Linked DNA regions of Mus musculus: region 1 is linked to region 2. A link is a loop called in an ENCODE intact Hi-C map of the cell type or tissue named here. Cell type or tissue: left cerebral cortex. All regions are shown on one strand. Links, peaks and the distances in the headings refer to the core of each region. The heading gives the core; the rest is flanking DNA. Region 1 overlaps Dlgap1 (DLG associated protein 1). Region 2 overlaps Dlgap1 (DLG associated protein 1).

Region 1 (8,616 bases), core at 2,650-6,649, 50 kb before region 2:
CAAAGAGGAAAAAAATTTTTAAAAACATGTGGATATTCCATCCATCCACCCATCCATGCCATGCGGTGAGCCCAGGACACATGACTTCTCAGTGTCCTGGCTTTGCCAGACTCCCTGGTTACCAATGACCACTACAAGTTCTTCCTGAAAATTTGCCTTCTCACTAAGAAGATTCAGCTAAGCTCCAACTTCCACCCGCATGCCCTGCAGGGCACCTGCACTCGTGTGCACATACAGTCCCATAGACACTCATACTCATAAATTTAAGTTAAAACAAAGTCTTTCTTTAAAAGAAGAGCTGGGCATGGTAGTGCACACCTTTAATCCCATCCCTCAGGAGGTGGGGGGCGGGGGGGCAGGCAGATCTCTGTGAGTTCAAGACCAGCACAGTGGTCAACAGGGCTCCAGAGCTGTGTGTTGGTCTTGAGCTGTATGAGAGCCTGTCTTTTAAAAGGGGGGATGGAAAGGAGGAGAAGAAAATACTTTGAGCGCCAGAAATCTCAAGCTATTGGCCAGGAACTTCTTATGACTTAAACGGAAAAGTCTGGATTTTTGTATCCTAGCACTCACCAAGAGAAACATTCTGGCACAGAGTTCTTTGAACAGCTTACAGATACACTAAAACTCTAACGCTGGCAGTTGCTGCAGCAATGCCTCAAACAGCTGCTGAGACCATGTCTAATAAGTGGGAGGGAGGAGGTGGGGTGGCAGCTGCTGGGAGATTGCAGGGAAAGAAAGCTGCCTAATTTGGGGAGAAAGACTAAGCACTGGAGTTTCTTGGCTTAGAGTCCCAATCACAGAAAAAAGTGTATTTTGGTTCTCTCTGTGACTTTTAAACTTGGCAATTTATAACTTGCAACATCTGACTGTCGGGGCTACAGGGAAACATTAGCAGAGCCTCTTCCTCTGCCTCCCTTCGTATTCTGCATGTGCTAATGTATCTCTTGCCTTTGCTGCTCCTAGAACAGAAGAAAACCCTTTAAAAATAAATAACACTTACCAATCTGTTCAAGCTGAATTTGGCAAAACTTTTATCAGTGGGGCAAGAAGTTATTTAAGAAAACTGCGGTGAGTGTAGCAGAAGGGTTCTGGCAGCTAATTAGTTGTCACCTTCCCCAAAAGCAAACTGAAGAGTGAGCTCATCTATCCAAATTGTCAGTACAGAGTTGCTCTAGGAACCCTGTTAAACAACTAGCCTAATATTTGTCCCCAGGATGTTTGTTTGTTTGTTTGTTTGTTTGTTTTGGGGAGACAAGGTTTCTCTGTATAGTCCCGACTGTCCTGAGACACTCTGTAGACTAGGCTGGCCTCAAACTCAGAAATCCACCTGCCTCTGCCTCCCAAGTGCTGAGACTAAAGGCGTGCGCCACCACTGACCAGCTGTCCCCAGGATTTTAACTGCCCTCTCATGTGTGTCCTCTCTGATATGCATATGAGACTGTCCCAGGCTCCAGGAACATAGCTGGTACACAGTGTGTTTTGTTGAGTGAACAGAGAGGTTTGCCTGGTTGCTATAATGGACAAAGACTCACATACTCACACATCCAGTACAACCTCTGATGGCGATTCTCTCACAGTGAGGATGACCGTCACTGCCTCTATCCAGGTTCACAGCACAATGGACCCAATTTACAGACTCTCTCTAGCTTTTAAAAGTAGACTTAATTTTTCAGCTTTTAAAAGTAGACTTAATGTACCTATGGGTTCAGGACAAAGTTGAAGAAAAAATACAAAAGATTCCCATATCTCTCTTGTCCCCACCCACAGCTGTCCTCTCCACCCCACCCCCTCCCAGAGGCACGGCGTACTGTTAGAATCCGTGGCCTGCTCACAGACCTCATTGATACGGCTCATCTTTCAGCTCACACTCCATCTTGTGCATTCAAAAGGCTTTGCAAACAAATAATGTCATATCCAACAATTGTCAAGTCATTAAAAAAAAAGTAGTTTCGCTGCCCTGGAAATCTGTTTTCTCCCTTCTTGGGTGTCTCTTCCCCAAGTCCTTCACGATCATTTACCCAGACTCCCTGCCTAGTCTTTCTCCCTCTAGAATAAAATAGTCGAATATCTTATTTGCTATTTAACCTTCTCCACTCTCTTTACTTAGTGGCAGGCATGAAAAGTCCTTCCATGACCTTTCAATGTCTGTAACTATAGCTGTACAGAAACCTCTGCTGGTCTTTGGTGGTCCCACATACACGTGTCCGTACACACAGAGAGACACACCACATAAGCACACACATAAATAAAACAAAAAACTTAAAAAAAAAACACTATGAGGAAAATAAAAATACCAACTCATGTTGGAATAATGGGGTCTCTCACCAGCAACCCTAAAAGCAGGAGAGCATGGAACAATGTATTTCAAGCCCTCAAAGCAAATAATTGCCAAGACTGCTACATCCAACAAAGCTAACATCTAAAGTCGACAGTGAAAGAAAAGATAATTTAAAACAAAGACAAAGGAACAAAACCAGAGGTCAATAGCAAGGAAAATAGCAGACACTCCACAAATTCTTGGAGACGGGGCAATCTCTGTTGAATGACAAACGTAGATTTGAAGAAGTCGGGAAGGAAATGTTATAACTGCTAGAATTAAATGAAAGCCAGACTTGCCAGAACTTTCTGAATACAGATAGGCCGTTCTAAGAGGAGAGTTCGGGCTGCATGTCAGTGCGCCCACTGAGGAGATTTGGCAGCAAGGGCTGGGTATCTACACTTGCTCTTGCGGTTGACTGCTGGTGGTTCCCTTAAGGGTTTCCTTCTGAGGTAAAGAGAAGTTACTTCTATGAGGGTTGGGAGCTACACTCATCTGTGGGCATGAGGACAGATGCCCACAACACAGTGCCTGCACCTAAGACTCAGGGAACACTGTGGGAGAAGGGATTGGAAGATTGCAAGAGCCAAAGGATCAGGAAAACTGCAGTGACATTGTGTCTCCAAGGAACCACAGGGAAGCTACATTCATGGAACCCAAACAACATGGTGGCCTAAACCAGACCTGAAAAAGTACAGCACCAACTGAAATGCTGGATGTCATGGGGAACCTAAGAAATACTGAGACCAGGAAGATGTCTTCTTCAGGGATGAACCCCCAATAAGTGATCAATACTAGTGACCAGCCCTGAAACCACGTATACACAAATAGCAGTATACAGACTGAGCAGGACATATTTATATATTTAAACACTCTTTGTGTGTACATATAACTATATGTATATATGATAAATATATATAATTTAAGACATACAGTATATATGTCCTGATCAACAGAATTGCCCTTTAATTAAATAATAGAAATAGGAAAGTCCACAAATATTTAGAAACTATAAAAATGAATTGTACATAGGCCAATGAAGAGATGCCAGGGAAATAAATATATAAATTGTGTTTGTGTGTAGAGAGAGAAAAAGAGAGAGAGAAAGTAAGAGAGAGAAGAGAGAGAGAATAACGATAGCAACTGAAGAATAGGACATGATTCTGAGAGAGAACAAGGGAGGGTGACTGCCAGGCCAACCATGACTACATAGCCAGAATTCCTAACATAGAGATGGTTGGGGGGGGGGAGAAGGGGGAGGAGGAGAAGGAAGAGGAGGAGGAGGAGAGGGAGGAAGAAGGGAGTCAGAGACACACAGAGAGAGACAGAGACAGAGACAGAGACAGAGACAGAGACAGAGAGCAATAAGAAAACCTTTGCTGCTTTTACATCAGACCCCATGGTAAAACAATAAAACACAGCACTGCGTTCATACTTCTATCTACTTTCAATTTTGTGTCTTCCTCTGAAGGCTGTTGGCCATTTTTTGTCCTGAACCATAGAAATGTTATTTCGGGAGTGGGAGAGAGTCTGGGGCTGTTTTACCATTGGATGCTTATCTTTTCAGCAAAGCTGGCCATTGCTAGTTAGAAGTCTTCTGCGGCACAGCAGGTGGTCACCCTATCTCAGCCTGGGCATCAACTCTGCTCAGGAGCTACTTAAACCCAAAGCTTTGTGGTTTAACTCCTTATCTGTAAGGCTTAATCCTCATGTGACGAATGGAAGCCTTAGAAAAGATAATCACAGAAACTCAAGTTCCTAATGTCCTCTGACTCTTTCATGAAATCACCCATGAAACAAACATTTTTTTTTAAACTGAGTGAGAAAATTACCCTGCATTTTTCCCTGAAGGTTCCTCTGTGGCTGCACCAACCACTGCTAATTCTTCAGTATGCACCACCCCCTTCAGGCGCTTTCTGGAACTGACACTCCAGCGATGTCCTGGAAACCAGAGTGCGTCACCTTGGAAACACTCCAGTCTTCCTCTAGACCTACAGTTATTTTTTCCCACCACTGGGCTTCTATTGGGCACCAGAGAGAGCAGGACAGAACATAAGCGCCTCTTTCATTAGAGGGGAGACAAAGGCCGGTTCATGAAGACAGCAGAAGAGGAGGGCTCCCGGGGTCAGAAGAGGGAAGGACAGAGTGAGTCTTAATAGTCTAGCCTGGCCCCCTGAAAGAGGAGCTTTGTGCATTAATTCTCTCCCCTCGGGGCTCCACAGCACTTGCGTTTCGTGGGCTTTACTCATTGTGATCTTGGAATTTTCTGCTTCAGTAGTGTACAGTCTTTAATTCTGCTGCTACCACAGCAAAGAACATTTTAACCAGAAAGCTTTGTCCCTTTTCATGTGTTAGTAAAAGGCTCTTCAGTGATGCCTTGCGGAGAGGTTAATCCATATTCAACAGGTGAATGTTATTGTCCTGGCTAGTTTTAGGTCAGCTTGACACAAGCTAGAGTCATTTTGGCAAGAGGGACTCTCAACTGGGAAAATGCCTCTGGAAGACTGGGCTTCAGGCAACCATTTTCTTAATTAATTATTGATGTAGGATGGTCCACCTCATTGGTGGATGATGCTACCCATGGGCTGGTGGTCCTGATTGCTATAAAAAAGAAGAAGAAGAAGAAGAAGAAGGAGGAGGAGGAGGAGGAGGAGGAGGAGGAGGAGGAGGAGGAGGAGGAGGAGGAGGAGGACTGTGTAAGCCATAGTGAGCAAGGCAGTAAGCAGCACCCATCCATGGCCTCTGCATCAGCTCCTACCCCAGGTTTCCATCCTGTTTGACTTCCTGTCTTGACTTCCTTCAATGATGAACTATGATGTGAAGGTGGGAGCAAAATCAACCCTTTCCTTCCCAGCCTGCTCTTGGTCATGGTGTTTTGTCACAGCAATAAAAACCCTAAGACAATTCTCTTTTTCATTCTCTATGGCCCAAAGCACAAGAAATTAGTATAATTTACCTCAACATGAAATTAATACAGGTGAATAGAACTCATCTTTTCAACCCCAAAGGGCATAACTGGGAAAGCCAGCAAGACTAGTTATTATTCTCTTTGTACTTAATTGATTGAGTCGGAATGCATGTGGACATTTAAATACTGTTTCTATTCAAGTGATAGTGTATTCACAGATCACATTTCTGTTTTGCTCACAAAGCTTTGAAAGTGTGTCCCTGCCTTGTACTATGGGCAGTTACAGCTCGTGTTCAAAATCTGTGAAGTAGACAACTCTGCATTTCCTAGAAACTGTTTTGTTGTTGCTGGGATGAATGAGAGCTTACTCCTCTGAGTTTCAAAACCACCAAGTCTGTACAGCTAAAGCTGAGGGAAAATACAGTGGGTGTGTGTGCCTTCACCTACATTCAGTGTTGCCTTTCAAATGCCTTTTCCTGTGGCTACCTCTGGTTTTCTTGTGTCTTAACAGCCAGTGCCATGTAGGCAAGAAAGGGACAGTGTTCAGGGAACCAGTCTGGTCATTAAGAGTCACTTGCCTTACCAAAGACATGGAGAAGAATAATCAGGGAATGCCAGCCCTGTCCTCTCTCCTCCTGCCTTCCTTGACTTCTATCTACTGCAGCATTGACCAACTCTGAAGAGGAAACTGATTCAGGGTCAGCACAATGTGCTAACCAGGTCCGCGAATCCACTCCTGACAGCAGATCCTTAACATCACCCCTGCTATACACAGAGACCCCAATTCACTAGGACCAAAGTTTGAAATATTGGAAAGTAACATGAGTCTACTTACTCCGGCACAAAATTATCAATGTCAGATGTTTTTTGGTAGCTTGTACTATCTCTGTTGGACGTGTCCAACCACATAGCAACACCATGTGTTTACATGCATGTACAAAATTTACATGCAAGACCTATGATCAACTTTATGTGCATGGACCTGTACAACTCGTGTGTGCGTGTGTGCATGTGTGTGCGTGTATGCGTGGTGTGTAGTGTTTCGAGTGAGTTTATGATTTTCCGTGTTTTGCACTATTCATCCCTCCCTTCAGACGCATGCAGCTGTAGACCAGACATGCCTAGATTGTCTGCAAGTGCAATGGTTCTGAACCAAACTTCCATCTTAAGATTCTGTAAAGCACATGGAGCTACAAACGTAGCATGTGTCAACACGAAAATATATCCTTTCTCCAGTTCTCTGGTTTCCCTTCCTGCCTCCCACAGTTCCATCTTGGAAAACCTTACTAGAATTCCATAAGCAGGGTTGACATCATAGGAAACATGCAAACATCTTCCCTCACCACTAGTATCATCCAGGTTGCCCTGGATGTCCAAACACCTCTCAACCTGTCCCCTCTCTCCCTCTGGCAGCCACTAGTCTCCTCTTGGTTCCTCTGAAGGTTTCATCTCCCGTAAGGAGACTCATACTGTATGGCCCTTTCTTGAGTTGACTTCTTTTTCCTCTGTTCCATGCTATGGATCCCATAGTTCGTTCAGACATCAGTCATGGATGGATCACTAGATTGATTCCAATCTGGGGGCTTTAATAAACCAAACTCATATAAACATTCCTGTAAAGAGTTTTGAGTTCTTCGTCTAAACTAAATTCCAGGAGGTCAAGGACAAGGTTGCATGATGGTTGGACACTTAGCGTTTTTAATAAGCCAGTTAACATTATATGGCTTCATGAGTGACCCACATCTGTTGTTGCCACTGCTGTATATTTGATCCAGTTTTGGTAAGGATGCAGTGCTGTGTCACGTGGATCTCATTTTCATTTTAGGGGTGAGTAATGACACTGAACCCCATCTCCTGTGTGTCTCTTTGTGACTTTGCCCAAGTTTTAATTGATTTGTGTTTTTTAAGCTTTGGGTTTGGAGAGCATTGTCCCTTATGAGATGGATGGCTTTCAATAACTTCTCCTAAAGGACCACTAGAGAAGCAGAGAAGGAGCCAGGAGAGAAATGGGAGGACAGTGGAAAGAGTCACATGATCAAAGTATGATGTGTTTGTGCGTGGAAAACAAACATTACAGCCAGACCCATAAATCTATCCAACTCAAAAGTGTTCATGATTACAACTTTTAAAAGAATTTTCCACCACTGGATGGCTTGTGCATAGTATGCAGGTCCACTCCAATCAGGTGGTACACAGGAATGCAGTTTTATTGAGTTTGACTTATTATTCTACTTCCACCGGTCTTCAGAGCCACCCCTCGCCTCATGTATAATCCCAGATACCTTCTTCAGAGTTCTTCCTTGTAAATATTTTTCTTCACTATTTCCCACTGGTTTACATTTAAGCCCAGGATCTGTTTTTATATAAATAGTTAAACTTGGGTCAAAATTCACCCTGTCAGTGTTTGTGAACATACCCAGATTATTGTCCAAAAGATGGCCCCTCCTCTGTCATACTGCTCTTGCAGCTAGAGTAGGCATCTCCTGGGGCTCCTCATTCCGTTTTACTCATCCCTACCTCTTGATTGTTAGCCTGACAGAATGTGTCTTGCTGGCTGTACCTGTATGAGTCTTTGAGAAGACTAAAACACTATTCTTTTCAAAAAATCATTTTAGATGTTCTTGCTCCTGTATCTGCCATAGAAATGTAGAAATAGTTTTATTTACACTTATAAAAGTCTTTATAGTCAGCCAGACATGGTGGCATGTACCTCTAATCCTAGCTCTTGGGAGGCAGAGGCAGGTGGATCTCTGTGAGTTCAAGGCCAGTCTAGGCTATATAGGGATTTCCAGGACACCCAGAGCTTCATAATAGAGACATATTGTCAGAAGAAAGAGAGAAAGAAAGAAAGAAAGAAAGAAAGAAAGAAAGAAAGAAAGAAAGAAAGAAAGAAAGAAAGAAAGAGAGAGAAAGAGAGAGGAAGGAAGGAAGGAAGGAAGGAAGGAAGGAAGGAAGGAAGGAAGGAAGGAAGGAAGGAAGGGGAGAAAGAAGAGGGAAGGGAGGGGAGGAGAGGAGAGGAGAGGAGAGGAGAGGAGAGGAGAGGAGAGGAGAGGAGAGGAGAGGAGAGGAGAGGAGAGGAGAGGAGAGGAAAGGGAGGAAGGAGAGAGAGAAAGGAAGGAAGGAAGGAAGGAAGGAAGGAAGGAAGGAAGGAAGGAAGGAAGGAAGGAAGGAAGGAAGGAAGGAAGAAACAAAGAAAGAGAAAGGAGGGAGGAAGGTCTTTATGAAATTTGACAGGGATCTCATTGAACCTGTACATTAATATGAGAAAATGGGCATTTCTGGTTTTTTAAGTATCCTTGCTCATAAGCATAGCAGGCATTTACATCTATTTAGCTCTTTCATTTCTTTATCAGTATTGAACAGTTTAACCCATGGCTCTGCACTTGTTTAG
Region 2 (8,616 bases), core at 2,355-6,354:
AGCATATGCTACACAGTGAATTCCAGGTCAGCCTAAGCTACATAGACAGACCCTGACTCAAAAAGAAGAAAGGAGAAAGGGAGAGGGAGAGGGAGGGAGGGAGGGAGGGAGGGGGAGAGGGAGGGAGGGGGAGAGGGAGGGAGGGGGAGAGGGAGGGAGAGAGAAAGATAGAAAGAAGGAGAGAGGAAAGGAGGGAGGGAGGGAGGAAAGGAAGGAGGGAAGGAAGGAAGGGAGGGAGGGAGGGAGGGAGGGAAGGGAAGGAAGGAGAGAAGAAGGGAGGGAAAGGAGGAAGGGCAAAAGGATAGGGAAGGAAAGAGAAAAAGGAAAAGAAATACATACACTCATGTGAATCCAGGCATGGTAGTTCATCTTTAATTCCAGAACTTGGGAGGCTAAAGAGAGAGATCTGCATCGTGTTCAAGGTCAGCCTGAGTTGCAGTTAAAATAAAGAAGTGTCTCTCAAAGGTAGAGGCGTTCATACCCGTCTTTCCCCTTCTCTTTTCTCAGACTGACACACAGTCAGGGTAGTCAGGGAACTTGCATGGCGTGGAATATTCAGCTATGAGGCATATTCACATGGACAGGTGGAGCTGAGTAAATGAGGGAGCCACAGGGACTGGAGAGACTCCACAGTTAAGAATACGCCCTGCTCCGTCAGAGCGTCTGAGTTTGGTTCCCAGAAACCACAGTAGTCAACTCACAACTGCCTGGAACTCTGTGTGGCACACACACACACACACACACACACACACAAACACACACACTAATAAACTTTTAAAAGGAAACCGCAAACAAACACTATGCCCTTCGTAGCTTTATTTCCACATAACATCCAACTTCCTCTGTAATTCCCTGGTTAGCTTTCAGTTCTCCCCGGTTGAACCCAATTCTCCTCTTGAATTTCATAGCAGATTCCTTTTGGCCCACATTCCCAGATTCATTGGGACCAACAATGTTGGCATTCTTCTTAATAGAAATCTCTATCAACTCATTTAGAAACCTCTTTTTTTCCTAACCATGATGTATGTCAGTCTTTCCCCATCTTTTTCTACATGGGATGAGACCTATGATAGATGCCTGAATCTACACACATGACAGAACCCACACATTTGTGTGTGTGTGTGTGTGTGTGTGTGTGTGTGTGTGTGTGTGTGTGTGCGCGCGCGCGTGCGTGCGTGCATGGGGGTCAGGGTTGAATCTAGACTGTCCCAGTGAGCTTGAGTTTTGACCATTGAGTTTCCAGATACTATTTTTGGAGGCTGTTAAGAGGTAAGGCCTCACTCCAAGAACTAGGCCTCTTGGGTAGCCTTGGGTGTTATTTCACAGCCTTGCTTCTGTCCTGTCTCTACCATATTGGCACCATGTGAGGCCACTGTTGCAAGTTCCCACCATGGACTAAAACACCACTCCAGTCAACATCCCCATCCCACCCGCCATCATCCTGGACCATGTCCTTTGCACCTGTGAGATAAAATAAATGCTTCCTCTCTCAAGTGGTTTCTCTCAACTATTTTGTCACAGTGAGGCACGATAAGAGATTAATGATAGCATTAAATTATGAGCCAGGCCTGGTGGCTCTTGCCAGCAATCTCAGGATTTAGGAGGCACAAGCAGGAGAATTGCAAGTTCAAGGCCAGACTGAGAAAAGCCCTCTCTAAAAAAATTTTAAAAAGCCAAGGACTAGGGATATAGCTGACTGGTAAGATTCTTCCTGCTATGCACAAGGACCTGATTGGATTCCTAGTACTAAAACACACATTATAAAAACATAAAAATAGGGGCTGGCGAGATGGCTCTTCCAAAGGTCCTGAGTTCAAATCCCGGCAACCACATGGTGGCTCACAACCATCCGTAACGAAATCTGATGCCCTCTTCTGGAGTATCTGAGGACAGCTACAGTGTACTTGCTTATAATAAATTAAAAAAAACATAAAAATAAATGCACTTATAAGTTGTGAATTTCTGGGACTTTACAGTTAACATCCTGTTGAGTATAGGTAACCAACACCACAGAACTGAGGTGAGACTGGGGTTCAGTGAGGGCCTCCTTTCCTGTCCTTCTTGCTTCTGTAGCCTTGGCCTTGGAGTCCCAGAGCCATTATCTGAGTCTGCTAAATTTCTCTATGCACCCATATCAAATGTCACTCAGCGGGCCATTAATCAGCATTATTCCCGCATCTCCACTGTACAGGCTTTCTTGGGCTTATGACCATACTTCCTAACTCAGAACCAGGATTTCTGTTAAGTTCTCATACTTTGGGGCTGGAGAGATGATGGCTCAGCAGTTAAGAGCACTGACTGCTCTTCCAGAGGTCCTGAGTTCAATTCCCAGCAACCACATGGTGGCTCACAACCATCTGTCATGGGATCCAATGCATTCTTCTGGTGTGTCTGAAGACAGCTACAGTGTACTCACCTATCCATAAAACAAATAAATCTCTAAAAGAATTTCTCATACTGTGTTAGATTCCCATTCATAAAACACTTGAAGTTATCAACTTAAAGTGGGAAAGGCTTAGTTTGGTCCATGTTTCAGAGATAATGGTTGATTTTATCAGTTAGCTCATGTTTTTGGAGCGTGTGTTGGTGAGGCACTTATGATCCCACATGACGAGCCAAGGCAGCCTGGGAAACCAAGGAGCTGGCATCCCAATATATCTTCCAGAGACCTACCTCCAATGACCTAACTTCCTTCCGTTAGATCACACCCCCTGAAGGTTTTGCTGTCATCAGTAGTGCCATAGACTAGGGAGCAATCATTAGCATAGGGGAGGGGAAGCTCTGTGAACATCCCAGAGGTCCAATGTGGTATGTATCTAGAAGCAATTTGGGTAAGAGACCTACCTGTCTTCTGCCCTCCCCATTTGCCTTTGCTCTGGAGCTGTGGGTGTGTGAACCCTCCAGGGAGGCCAACAGGAAAGTCCTGAGCTTGGTCACAGAAGGCCCCATCTGTGTTCATCTGTCAGCAGATTCAGGGACTATGGAGACAAGTCCAATGGCCACTTTGCTTGCCATCCAAACCAGAACATTTCCTAAAGTGGAAAAAAAAAAAAGGAGTCCTTAATAACTGTACTAGAGTAACTGTCACTTTAAGTCTAGAGTTGTATTAACGTTGGAGGGTGCATCATAAAAGCAGGTCCTAGCCCTCCTTTGCTGAAGGCACTCCATGAAACCATGCTCTGCCCTACCCCCACCCTCACCCCACCCCCACCCCACCCCCATTTGCTGATGGTTCAGAGCAATCATCTCTTTGAGCACTGTGTTTTTAGCCAACTGTCAAGGCAAACTCCTTCCAGCAGATAACGCGAGTTAAACTGTGGCCAAAGTAAATAGGCCAGACTCCACTTACATCAACAAGCAGTCTGAAACACTGAAGATGGTTCCTTCCTCAAAATAAATCAGATTAATTCGTTCATTTATTTTAGATTCTCTTCAGATAGCCTCGCAGATGGTTTGCGAAAATCGCTATGCCAACAAGTCTGTCTGGCCCAAAAAAATTAAACCCTACCATACTGTGTGCCTTTGTCTTCTAATGAATATCTGCATTTCTTAGTTGGAAGGAGTGGGGCATGACTGTAGACCCAGCACCTGAGTGGTAAGATCCTTTAAGGCCAGCCTGGCCAACATGGGGACCACGTTCACCATCTTAAAAAATATAGGGGCTTATGAGATGGCTCAGGAGGTGACTTAAAGCCAAGCCTAGTGACCTGCATTTCATTCCCTAGGACCCACATGGTAAAAAGAGAGAAACTGACTCCCACAAATTGTTCCTTGGCTTCTACAAATGCACCATGGTGCCTGTTTGCACAGATGCAAAATGAATGAATGAATGAATGAATGAATGAATGAATGAATGAATGAAATTTTTTATCTGAATTCCCTTTTCCTATTTGTTGATCACATTCTCCCTTGAATTTTGTGAACTAAATTACAGAAACAGTTCTTTAGAGTCACACCTCTGTCTTCTCTTACTTTGTTCTAGAATCCTCAACTAGAGAACTCTAAAGGTTGATTATTCCTGTTTCCATGTTAGCTGCCCAAAATATCCAAAAGACTTCAAAGACCAACATTAGTAAGTCCTGGAAAGGTTTGTCCTAATTGCAGGCATTCCTCCAGGTCTCCTGACAGCAACTCAGAAACACCCAAGTAAAGATCTAACAGGGTGAAGGTTAACCCCAAGTGGAGATTCCTCCCAAAGCAAAGGCCCTGCGACCCCCATGCTGCTCAGCTGGGATCATAAACCCGAGCACACACTCTGACGTCTTAATTCAGTTATTTAGAGGGAATTTAAAAGAAAATCTAGTGATGGGTTCCCAAACTGACCGTTTCCCTCTGAATCATGGAACTAAAATTCTCTTTAATGAGAGAAAGAGAGCACACACTCCATGAGGAATCGAGTCCAGACAACCCCCAACTTGGGGGGGGGGGGGAGGCCTCCAGGGAGCTCTGCCTGTTGCTCCTGGGAAACACCATAGGGTGAGTCTGCAGGCCACCATCCTCTCTGTGAGCTCGGCATTTTGCTTTTACATTTACAAAGCAGCCAGAATGTTCCTGCTGGTGTCACTGCCCAAAGAGACCCATGCCTGGTGCTAGGGGAAACTGTCAGATCAGAAGCCTGAAGGGGACTTTGTGAGAGGAATTTGGGCAATGTAGGCAGAAGTAATCCCAGCTGTAATCGCTGCTTGGTCGCGCGCAACGTCGCCCTCTGGTGGCCGCTATGTTTATGTGCATGGGAAAAGCGTGAACACCAGCCGTGGAATGTGTCCATCCATAGCTGGTGAACTTCCAAACAGCTATCTCTGCTAAAGGAGAACAAGAAAAAGCAGTTCCTCACTCTGAACACTCCTGACACTCTCCACACGCGTTCAGACATGCAGACAGTCTTCCCTCTCGGAGCGTCTCCGGCGATTTCTGTCTTTGCTGTCACCCCGGTCACTCCGCCTCGCCACGTTTACCTGTAGTTCTTGTGGTTCTCTCGCCATTATGATCATGTTCTCTGACCTTTTCCCTTATACTGCCCAACAGCGTTTGAAATCAATACAGTAATATTCAAAACTCAAGGATGAAAGCCTGCCAGCTCTCGGGGAGTTTAACCCTTGGTTGGGATCACTCCAAACACCTCCCCCCCCATCCCCGTGTTCCCAAACCACAGCCTTCCCAGCACCTTAAAGATTCTGCACATGGAGGGACTTAAGGCTCCAGCAGCATATGTAGCAGAGGATGGCCTTGTGGGACATCAATGAGAGGAGAAGCCCTGGGTCTTGTGAAGGCTCGATGCCCCAGTGTAGGGGAATGCCAGGACAGGGAAGCAGGAGTGGGTGGGTTAGGGAGCAAGGGGAGGTGGGGGATGGGATGGGGGCTTGGAGGGGAAATGAGGAAAGGGGATAAAATTTGAAATGGAAATAAAGAAAATATCTGATTAAAAAAAAAAAAGATTCTGCAGTTTGGAGCCTAAGACCTTTTAGTGCTGGGGATGCCTCGATCCACCATCTGGTCCCAGGGTCCGTGTCCTCTCTCCTAATCCTTTTCTTAAATGGTTGCAAGCAACCAGAATCATCCAGCTTTCACCTTCTAAAGTCCTGTGGTGGTCTGCTACCACAAACCCAAAAGTACCCACCCCATAGCCTTTGCTTCTGCTTGTCCTGGCAAGCGGCCTGATCACTCTAAAGGCACAACTCCCACCTTGAACTCTTTCCTGGAACTTTAAATGCAGTGGGGCACCACAACTTGAGCTGTTGAACAATGGAGGAATCATGACCCTGTGCATAATCATATTCCAAGTTGCCATGAGTCGCTTATGCTGAGCTGGGTTTCCCTTTTCTTGTGAGATAACCATCTCATCCCCACTACTCTGACCCGCTGACATCTAAGCCGTGATTGCTTCCACATTAAGATCCATTTCTGAACTAGTTTCTGTTCTGTGCAACGTAATTAAAGGTTGTACATTTTCCACCACGCAGATTTATATATGTGGGAAAGAAGAAAAGCAAGTATGAGAAACTACGTTTCGCCTCATGTTTCTCCCTTGACCTTAGCAGTGGCTTCTACTCTGAGGAACCAGAAATCCCTCAAGTGAAGAGCTGAAGAGCTTTAGTGGCCATCCCAGATGCTGGCTCTGTTGCAGCCAGACTGATGGCTTTCATTACCATGACCAGAGTCTTGAGATTCCGCATGCAGAACTATGGAACTAGACCATGGTCCTGCCCGTCTCCCAGCCCCACTTCATCACTAGCTCTGGAACACTAGACAAATCAGAATGTCGGGGTTGGGGGAGGGGATACATCTTCATTTCCTACAGGAGAAGGGGAAAGTTGACGAAGTTGGTTAGAGACAGGAGTTGAGCACAGAACTCTGCAACAGGACAGTAATTGGAGACTGGTTGCTGAGGGGCTAGCGAGCAGCTCCGCATGTGAGCATCCGGGTCTAACACGGAAACCCTCCACTGCAGAAGCGTCGGCTTCCCAGGCTAAGCCTCCGCCAGGGTAAATAGACGGGGAAAGGTCCTGAGCAACCTTGAAAAGCAGTGGTTCTTGATCTCACTGTGCCTCGACACCAGATGCTCTGATGCCTGGTAAAAGAATAAACTTCTAATTAAAATGACAAAAATTGTGTTTGAACTCTGGAGGCCATAAGAACCTTCAAATTGCTTCTTGTAATGTGCTCCAAAATGCAGACTCACGACTACCAGTGGTTCGTAGGAGGGAGAATGTCCAATTTCACTTTGTATTAACAATAAAAACACTTCCAAAAACACACATAATGGTGATGATCACCTAGCCTTGGCTAAGAGGCACTTAACCTTTGATCTCCAGCTAAATTACACTACCCGGAGGGGCAGCATGCACGCAGCCAGGAACTTGGTTCTTTGGGTATTGTTTTGTTAATATGGTAAAATAATTACTAAGTTTTTCAAAGTTCTTCTAAGGATAGCTTCTTTCAGATATAGATGAAATGGGGGGGTAAGGACTAACTTTGGCAAAGACAGTAGAAAAGACAAACCATTAGTTTGGTTTCAGTTTTCAGGAAACATGACGACAACTAATTCTTCCGAGCCTCTTTAAAATGTTGCCTAGTGATACTATGAATGTGCCGCCTCTTCTCAGAAAGGCAGTGTTCAACTTCACAGAAATGCAAACTCCTAAACCCAAAAGCTTGCATGCCAAAAGTCAGTCGAGTCCTGTTCACTCAGCCTAGCTGAGTGACTTGCCCTCACCTCACCCGTTTTCTCCAATTAACCTCTCACATGGTAAGCTCACAAGACAGTGTGGCTCAGCAGGTGGAGGTGGCCAGGCCTGCTGACCTCAGTTCAATTTCTAGAAACCATATGTTGGAAGCAGAGAAGTGACTTCTGCAAGTTGTCTTCTGACCTCCACATATATGTGTAACACAAACACACACACACACACACATGAAAATCTAATTTTAAATGGAGCTAGAGAAATGGCCCACTGGTGAAGGGCCCATCAGCTGCCCTTGCAGAGAACTTGGGTTCTGTTCTCAGCACATACATGACAGCTCATAATCACATGTAACTGCAGTCCCAGGGCATCCAATGCCGCCTTCTGGCCTCCAAGGGCATCAGGCACATACATGGCACACAGACACACACATGCAGGCATTCACAGGCATAACATACAAATAATAAAATATTTAACTCATCAAGTGTAGAGGTCCCCTGGATGTGTTTCAAACGCTCTCTCTAAGAGGGTGTCTTAACCTTCCTTCTGTGCCCGTAACAGAACAACCACAAACTCTGCATTTATGTCCTGCCCAAAGCCAAGGTAAGTGGTTCCTGCTTTTTACTGCTCCACTTAACTCCTTGGCCAGACCTTGTTTCCACTCGTCCTCCCAGAATTTAAGAACTAGAACTTCACAGTCCCCCCTTAAAAAATGAGGTAGATGGGGGTGCTCATGAGCATTCCCCAAGCTATGTCCCAGGAGGTCATGATGTGTTTTAGACTCAGACTAAAAAAAAAAAAAAGAAAGAAAAAGAAAAAAATCTCACGCTCATCTGATGCTATAAACCTCTTAGGGGGTAGGAGGTCATATCTTTCTTACCTCTCTAAAGGCTCTTAAGAATTGTCTTTTTAATCCTTCCAGAATTTTCCAAGTTGCTTTAACTACAAAATTAGTTTGCTTGCTTGTTTATACCTCGGCACTTTCTTCTTCTGTTTCTCAAGGGCATGACTTGCAAGGCAAAAAAAAGAAAAAAAAAAAACCAAAAAAACAAGTAATATTTGAACATCCATCATGCCACGCTGGCCTGGTGTGTTTGTGTGGGCCTTTCTGTCCATCACCCGTGTTTGGGGTTGCGGAGACCGGTAGCAATTCTCAGCATATATCGGCTTTCCATTGAAACTGTGGTCACCTTTCTTCTTAATCATGTGCCACTTAAAGGAAGAAAAGGATAGGTCTGCTTTCAAAGGACACACGATATGTGTTGTCTGATCATCACAAGGACAAAGATTATTGAGAAGGCCACCAAGGCGAGGGCAAGCTGACCCTGGTGCTGGGAAATATAAAATTACATTTCTCAAACTCACATCAGCAGTCCGGCACTGGGAAGGTCAGCTTCATCGGCAAGGTTTTTAACTTCATTGCTCCCGCCGATGAAAA

The links. Hi-C counts contacts between places; a loop is a spot of excess contacts. Peaks named below come from ENCODE experiments on the same cell type or tissue, not always from the same donor. Only the 100,000 strongest peaks of a DNase experiment are listed, where the experiment ranks them.
Region 1: it touches region 2 in a loop (4-fold over the local background); 4 of 42 quality-filtered maps call a loop at or near these places.

What each region holds. Positions count from the first base shown.
Region 1 is chr17:70,629,430-70,638,045 of GRCm38, forward strand. The region is part of intron 3 of Dlgap1 (DLG associated protein 1); the gene reads left to right. Among named protein-coding and RNA genes, the nearest start is that of Gm46581, 27 kb to the left of the region's middle. In left cerebral cortex, for the core only: a CTCF peak has its summit at 4,235 (motif pointing left); DNase peaks (open chromatin) are centred at 2,761, 4,250 and 5,712; H3K27ac peaks cover 2,725 bases.
Region 2 is chr17:70,679,303-70,687,918 of GRCm38, forward strand. The region is part of intron 5 of Dlgap1 (DLG associated protein 1); the gene reads left to right. It overlaps Gm36746 (a long non-coding RNA gene), which reads right to left. Exons shown (of 5, transcript XR_003952404.1): 2 at 2,845-3,032. Among named protein-coding and RNA genes, the nearest start is that of Gm36746, 34 kb to the right of the region's middle. In left cerebral cortex, for the core only: a CTCF peak has its summit at 4,712 (motif pointing left); DNase peaks (open chromatin) are centred at 3,483 and 4,705; H3K27ac peaks cover 1,316 bases.